Linked DNA regions of Homo sapiens: region 2 is linked to region 1. A link is an interaction called in ENCODE POLR2A ChIA-PET data of the cell type or tissue named here. Cell type or tissue: OCI-LY7. All regions are shown on one strand. Links, peaks and the distances in the headings refer to the core of each region. The heading gives the core; the rest is flanking DNA. Region 1 overlaps STK4 (serine/threonine kinase 4). Region 2 overlaps PABPC1L (poly(A) binding protein cytoplasmic 1 like).

Region 1 (2,923 bases), core at 288-2,787:
GTTTCCATAATATTTTAAGTATTATTGTAAGTAAGAGGAGCAAGGACAGAAAGATCTTGTGGTACTAGAGTGAATACAATAAAACAAAGACTGCCACTTCCATATTGTACCCCAGTATAGATGGGGAGACAACGTAAGCTTTGTTTTCAGACACACCCGGGTTCAAATCCTGGACTGATAACACAACTGGTTTCAAATCCTGGACTGATAACTTATGTGACCTTGGGCAAATCATAAACCCCTTTGAACCTTTTTACATTTACCTGTAAAATAGGGATAGTCATCTCATCTTCATTTTTTGTAGGAATGAATTGAGATGGTGTACAGTCTCTAGCAGATAGCAGGCATGCAGTGCATGGCAGCTACTATATTACCATCTCATAAGAATACATTCATTACAGTTTTGAATGTGAAGCTTTCAAGATGCCATTTTGTTGTAGTTCTCTTGACAGTTTTTTCCCCAAAAGTATTTTAGCTATCTTAGTTTTGCAAGTGTATATGTATTAGGCACTTAGGGATATATGTTAGAACTATCAGTTGCTTGTGTTTTACCACTTCTTATATCTTGGCTTGCTTTGACTTTATAAATGTTCTTCTTCTCCCAAATGTATAGGTCCTATGGCAGCGTATACAAAGCTATTCATAAAGAGACCGGCCAGATTGTTGCTATTAAGCAAGTTCCTGTGGAATCAGACCTCCAGGAGATAATCAAAGAAATCTCTATAATGCAGCAATGTGACAGGTAAAGGCATGTGGGCTTCCTTTGGGGAGAATGTGGTTTTGAATTAGCTATGATTGTGTAGAGTTTGATACCTAGAGACACATTTACTTAGATATTTTGCAGAAGGGAGAATTCGATGGAATCACTGTGCATTTTCTTTTCAGAAAAAAATATGATGATAATGGTTGTTTTTGTAGCTAAACCTCCGTAATTTTTATGCATGGTGTTTTGTTTTTTTTTTTCAATTTTTCTTTTTTTTTTTTTCTGAGACAAAGTCTCGCTCTGTCGCCCAGGCTGGGGTGCAGTGGTGCAATCTCGGCTCATTGCAACCTCCACCTCCCAGGTTCAAGTGATTCTTGTGCCTCAGCCTCCCGAGTAGCTGGGACTACAGGCATGTGCCACTACGCCCAGCTAATATTTTTGTATTTTTAGTAGAGATGGAATTTCACCATATTCGTCAGGCTGATCTCAAATTCCTGACCATAAATGATCTGCCTGCCTCGGCCAAGTCCCAAAGTACTGGGATTACAGGAGTGAGCCACCATACCTGGCTTTTTTCTTTTCTTCAGTGAGCCCTTTTAGAAACTAGGAAGAAGAGGCAGAAGGTGGTGCTTGCTTTTTTTTGTGTGTGTGATAATGATCTTTTTTACTTCCTATTGAGAAAACATTTCTGCAGAGATAGCCAAGAACAGATAATTCAAATGTTTTTTAGTTCTAGAAACCTTAGAATATCAGGTAAATCTATAAAAAAAGAGTAGTTATGTATATACTACTGTTTGTTCCTTCACATTAAAAAAAATTATTCTAGCTGAGAGTACCTACGTATTTATTTTTGAGGAACTAAGATTTGTCAAATGTTGTAAGCAGGAAGTCAGACCAAAAGACAACCACAGAAAACCACGTGGTTTGCTCTGAAATTCCATGACAACATGGGTTGGTCACTGATAGAGCAGGCTTCCCCAGCACTATTTAGATTAGAGACAAACACAAAGTTAGGGGCAATGCCAGCTCTAGGGAGCTGAAGATGGGTGAGAAATTCTCTCAGTTGAAGCTGCATTCATTCTTCTGAAGGCTTTTTGGTCAGCAGATCAACTTAGTACCTGCTGTTTGCAAAACTTCTACATTAGGGTTTAGGTGGGGCTACCTACCAAAAAATTAGTCCAGAAGCCTTTCAGTCTCACAGACTTGGGAATGTAGTCCTTTCTTTTTTCTCTCCCTTCTTTTTTTTTCCCTTCTATTTTTGTGATTACTGTCTACTAGATAAAATCCCCATTTTTCTTGATTGGATTGACCAGATGAAGGTGGCAGTTTTCCATTTGCTCCTTTTTCAGATACATTTTGGAAGTTCTTTCCATTTGGCAAATTGGGACTTTGTCACTTTCGATAGACTGTGCGGGAGCTGTGTTCCAAACAGAGTATGGAAATGTCTTTAATTAAAGAAGAGATATTTTCAAGCGTCTACTCTGTGCTAAGCACTGTAAGGAATACAGTGAAATACAGAGCAGAGTCCTTGTGCTTTGGGAGTTTATAGACTAATTGGACAGGCTAAGTATATATATATGTAGAGGAGAATCTAGCCAACAGTGCAAGTCTATAGAGAACATATTCCAGTAGTAAATACTTGATAGTAATGGCCTACAGTATTTAACTCCTGTCAGTACTGTATTACAGGGAGAGTAAATGTGTTGATATTTACCTTAGACACTTTTTTCATTAATATTTAATGTGTGTGTGTGTTTTGCTGTCCTTGTCACTGGCATGTTTCCTAAGGTTTGAAGAGGAAATTGTAAGAGTTCTGAGTTAATGAAGCCAATTTGGTTTTAACATCAGTTGTTAGGAAACTTCATTTGGCCATGATAACAATCTAGCCAGTTAAAGCTGGCAGCTCTCAGAGGGCACATTATTTTATTTTAATAGGATATTTGATTTTTCTCTGAATTTCTTGTTTGGTATCTCTCTTCCAGCTTGAGACCTAAAATTCCAGGTTTGATCCTGAACATTTTTTCTTTATAATAGATTGTAGTATGTGTATGTTTTTATTACAAAGTACATATGACTTCTTAGAAAAATTCAAATGAAAAGAAAAGAAAATCACTTTTCCCTTTGGAGAAATCATCATTTTTTCTTTTTTTTGAGACGGAGTCTCCTCACTCTGTTGCCCAGGCTGGAGTGCAGTGGCGCGATCTCGACTCACTGCAAGCT
Region 2 (2,923 bases), core at 161-2,660, 52 kb before region 1:
TGTAAATTAGGCATCAGTAAATTTGATTACACATCATAAAAAGCTATAGGTCCTCTTTCCAAGCAAATGCATATACATTTGATGTAGAAACATGGTTGAAAGCTGGAATTTTAAAGTTAATCAGGTTTAAATGTAAACCCCAGTCCTACCATTACCTAGCTGTAGAAACTGAGGCAAGTGGCTTTGCTTTTCGGACCTTGTTTACTCACCTATAAAGTGGGAGCAACATTTCTCACCTCTCCAGGTGTCCTAAGAACTACTAAAGAGGCTGCATGTACAGCATCTGCATTCAATAAGTAGTGAAATAGTGATTGTCGTAATGATTCATCATACACCTTGCATACAGCTTCAGGAGATGGACCTTCTTGAGGACTCCCCGAACAAAGGAAATGTGTAAATTTGGATTGCTTAGAGTTAAGGCACACCTGGGGTGACCATCTTTTTAACAGGACAAACGGTATAAAATGGGGATTATAAATATATCTATTTTTTGTGTGTGTGATGGAGTCTAGCTCTGTTGCCCAGGCTAGAGTGCAGTGGCGCCATCTCGGCTCACTACAACCTCCGCCTCCCGGGTTCAAGTGATTCTTCTCCCTCAGCCTCCTGAGTAGCTGGGATTACAGGCACCTGCCACCATGCCCAGCTAATTTTTGTATTTTTAGTAGAGACGGGGTTTCACTGTGTTGGCCGGGCTGGTCTCAAACTCCTGACCTAGTAATCCGCCCGCCTCAGCCTCCCAAAGTGCTGCAATTACAAGAATGAGCCACCACGCCCAGCCTACATATATATATATATTATACAATTATTTATTTATTTTGAGATAGAGTTTCCTTCTTGTCGCCCAGGCTGGAGTGCAATGGCGCGATCTTGGCTCACTACAACTTCTGCCTCCCAGGTTCAAGCAATTCTCCTGCCTCAGCCTTCTGAGTAGCTGGGATTACAGGCGCCCGCCACCAAGCCCTACTAATGTTTGTATTTTTAGTAAAGATGAGGTTTCACCATGTTAGCCAGGATGGTCCTGAACTCTTGACCTCAGGTGATCTGCCCGCCTTGGCCTCCCAAAGTGCTGAGATTATAGGCGTGAACCACTGTGCCTGGCCTATGTTATGCGATTTTATATATTTTGGTTTATTATTATTTTTTATTAGATGCAGGTTCTTATTCTGTTGCCCAGGCTGGAGGGCCATGATGTGATCATGGCACGCCACAACCTCAACCTCCTGGGCTCAAGTGATCCTCCCACCTGAGCCTCCTAAGTAGCTGGGACCACAGGCATGTGCCACCATGCCCAGCTGATTTAAAAAAAAATTTTTTTTTGGTAGAAATTGGGAGTCTTGCTGTGTTGTCCAGGCTTGTCTTGAACTCCTGGGCTCAAGCAGTCCTCCTACCTCAGCCTCCCAAAGTGCTGGGATTATAGGCATGAGCCACTGCATCTGGCCTGTATTTTGTTTTATATAAAAATAATTATGAAAATTAAAGGAATTAATGGATATAAATACTTATACCACTATCAAGTTCATGGTAAGCTCTGCATAAGTGTTAGCTTTGCTAAATTTTATCATTATTAACTACCGACTGCCAGAAGTTCTTAACAATATATATATATTTTTTTTTTTTTGAGATGGAGTTTTGCTCTTGTTGCCCAGGCTAGAGTGCAATGGTGCAATCTTAGCTCACTGTAACCTTTGCCTCCTGGGTTCAAGTGATTCTCCTGCTTCAGCCTCCTGAGTAGCTGGGATTACAGGCGCCTCTCACCATGCCCAGCTAATTTTTTGTATTTTTAGTAGAGATGGGGTGTCACTATTTTGGCCAGGCTGGTCTCGAACTTCTGACCTCAGGTGATCCACCTGCCTCAGCCTCCCAAAGTGCTAGGATTACAGGCGTGAGCCACTGTGCCCGGCCCTTTGGCTATCTGATGAAGCCTGTGGAACCCTTCTAAGAATATTTTTTAAAAACTTTTTTGAGACAGAGTCTCGCTCTATCACCCAGGCTGGAATGCAGTGGTGCCATCACAGCTCACTGCAGCCTCCAACTCCTGGCCTCAAGTGATCTCCTGTCTCAGCCTCCCAAGTAGCTGAGACTATAGGAGCACCACTATGCCTGGATAATTATTTTTTATATTACCCAGGCTGGTCTCAAACCCCTGGGCTCAAGCAATTCTTCCGCCTCTGCTTCCCAAAAATAGGCATGAGCCACCAAACCTGGCCCTAAGAATATTTTTAAATGCATAAAATAAGATTCTTAGGTGTACAAAAAAATCATACTGAAAAAATATAATGGTCAAAATACTAAAGTGAAAGCAGTATGTGCTTCTTTTATTATTTTTATTTTTATTTTTTTGAGACGAAGTCCCACTCTGTCGCCCAGACTGGAGCGCAGTGGCATGATCTTGGCTCACTACAACCTCTGCCTCCCAGGTTCAAGAACCTGGGTTCTGCCTCAACCTCCTGGGAAGCTGAGATTACAGGCACCCGCCACCATAACCAGCTAATTTTTGTATATTTTTAGTAGAGATGGGGTTTCACCATGTTGGCCAGGCTGGTCTCGAACTCCTGACCTCAGGTGATCTGCCCACCTTGGCCTCCCAAAGTGCTGGGATTACAGGCATAAGCCATTGCGCTCGGCTGAGATTAGCAATAATTAATGTGATATGAAAATATTTTCTTTTTCTTCATGACAAATTCATGGCTAATACTGCCAGGATTTTTTTGTTGTTGCCCATATTCATAATAGAAGGAAATGCTAATATGAAAATAAAGATGTCACTTTTTCCCCAATCCATGCAATTTCCCCCTAAATTGTATCCATGACCTACCTGAGGGGGATCCATGGACTCTCAGGTTAAGACCCCTCTACTGAAGGGTAGCAGAGTACAGTTTCAAAATTACTGATTAAGAGCGTGGGCTCACCAGGAGTTCAAGCC

What was found. ChIA-PET counts read pairs that join two places held together with the same protein. Peaks named below come from ENCODE experiments on the same cell type or tissue, not always from the same donor. Only the 100,000 strongest peaks of a DNase experiment are listed, where the experiment ranks them.
Region 2: POLR2A ChIA-PET joins it to region 1 with 7 read pairs; 10 of 35 experiments call an interaction of 5 or more read pairs at or near these places.

The regions. Positions count from the first base shown.
Region 1 is chr20:44,977,830-44,980,752 of GRCh38, forward strand. STK4 (serine/threonine kinase 4) reads left to right here. Exons shown (of 11, transcript NM_006282.5): 3 at 614-742. Among named protein-coding and RNA genes, the nearest start is that of STK4, 13 kb to the left of the region's middle. In OCI-LY7, for the core only: no CTCF peak of the experiment used is centred there; a DNase peak (open chromatin) is centred at 1,622; H3K4me3 peaks cover 1,507 bases; H3K27ac peaks cover 2,324 bases.
Region 2 is chr20:44,925,747-44,928,669 of GRCh38, forward strand. The region is part of intron 7 of PABPC1L (poly(A) binding protein cytoplasmic 1 like); the gene reads left to right. Among named protein-coding and RNA genes, the nearest start is that of PABPC1L, 17 kb to the left of the region's middle. In OCI-LY7, for the core only: no CTCF peak of the experiment used is centred there; no DNase peak of the experiment used is centred there.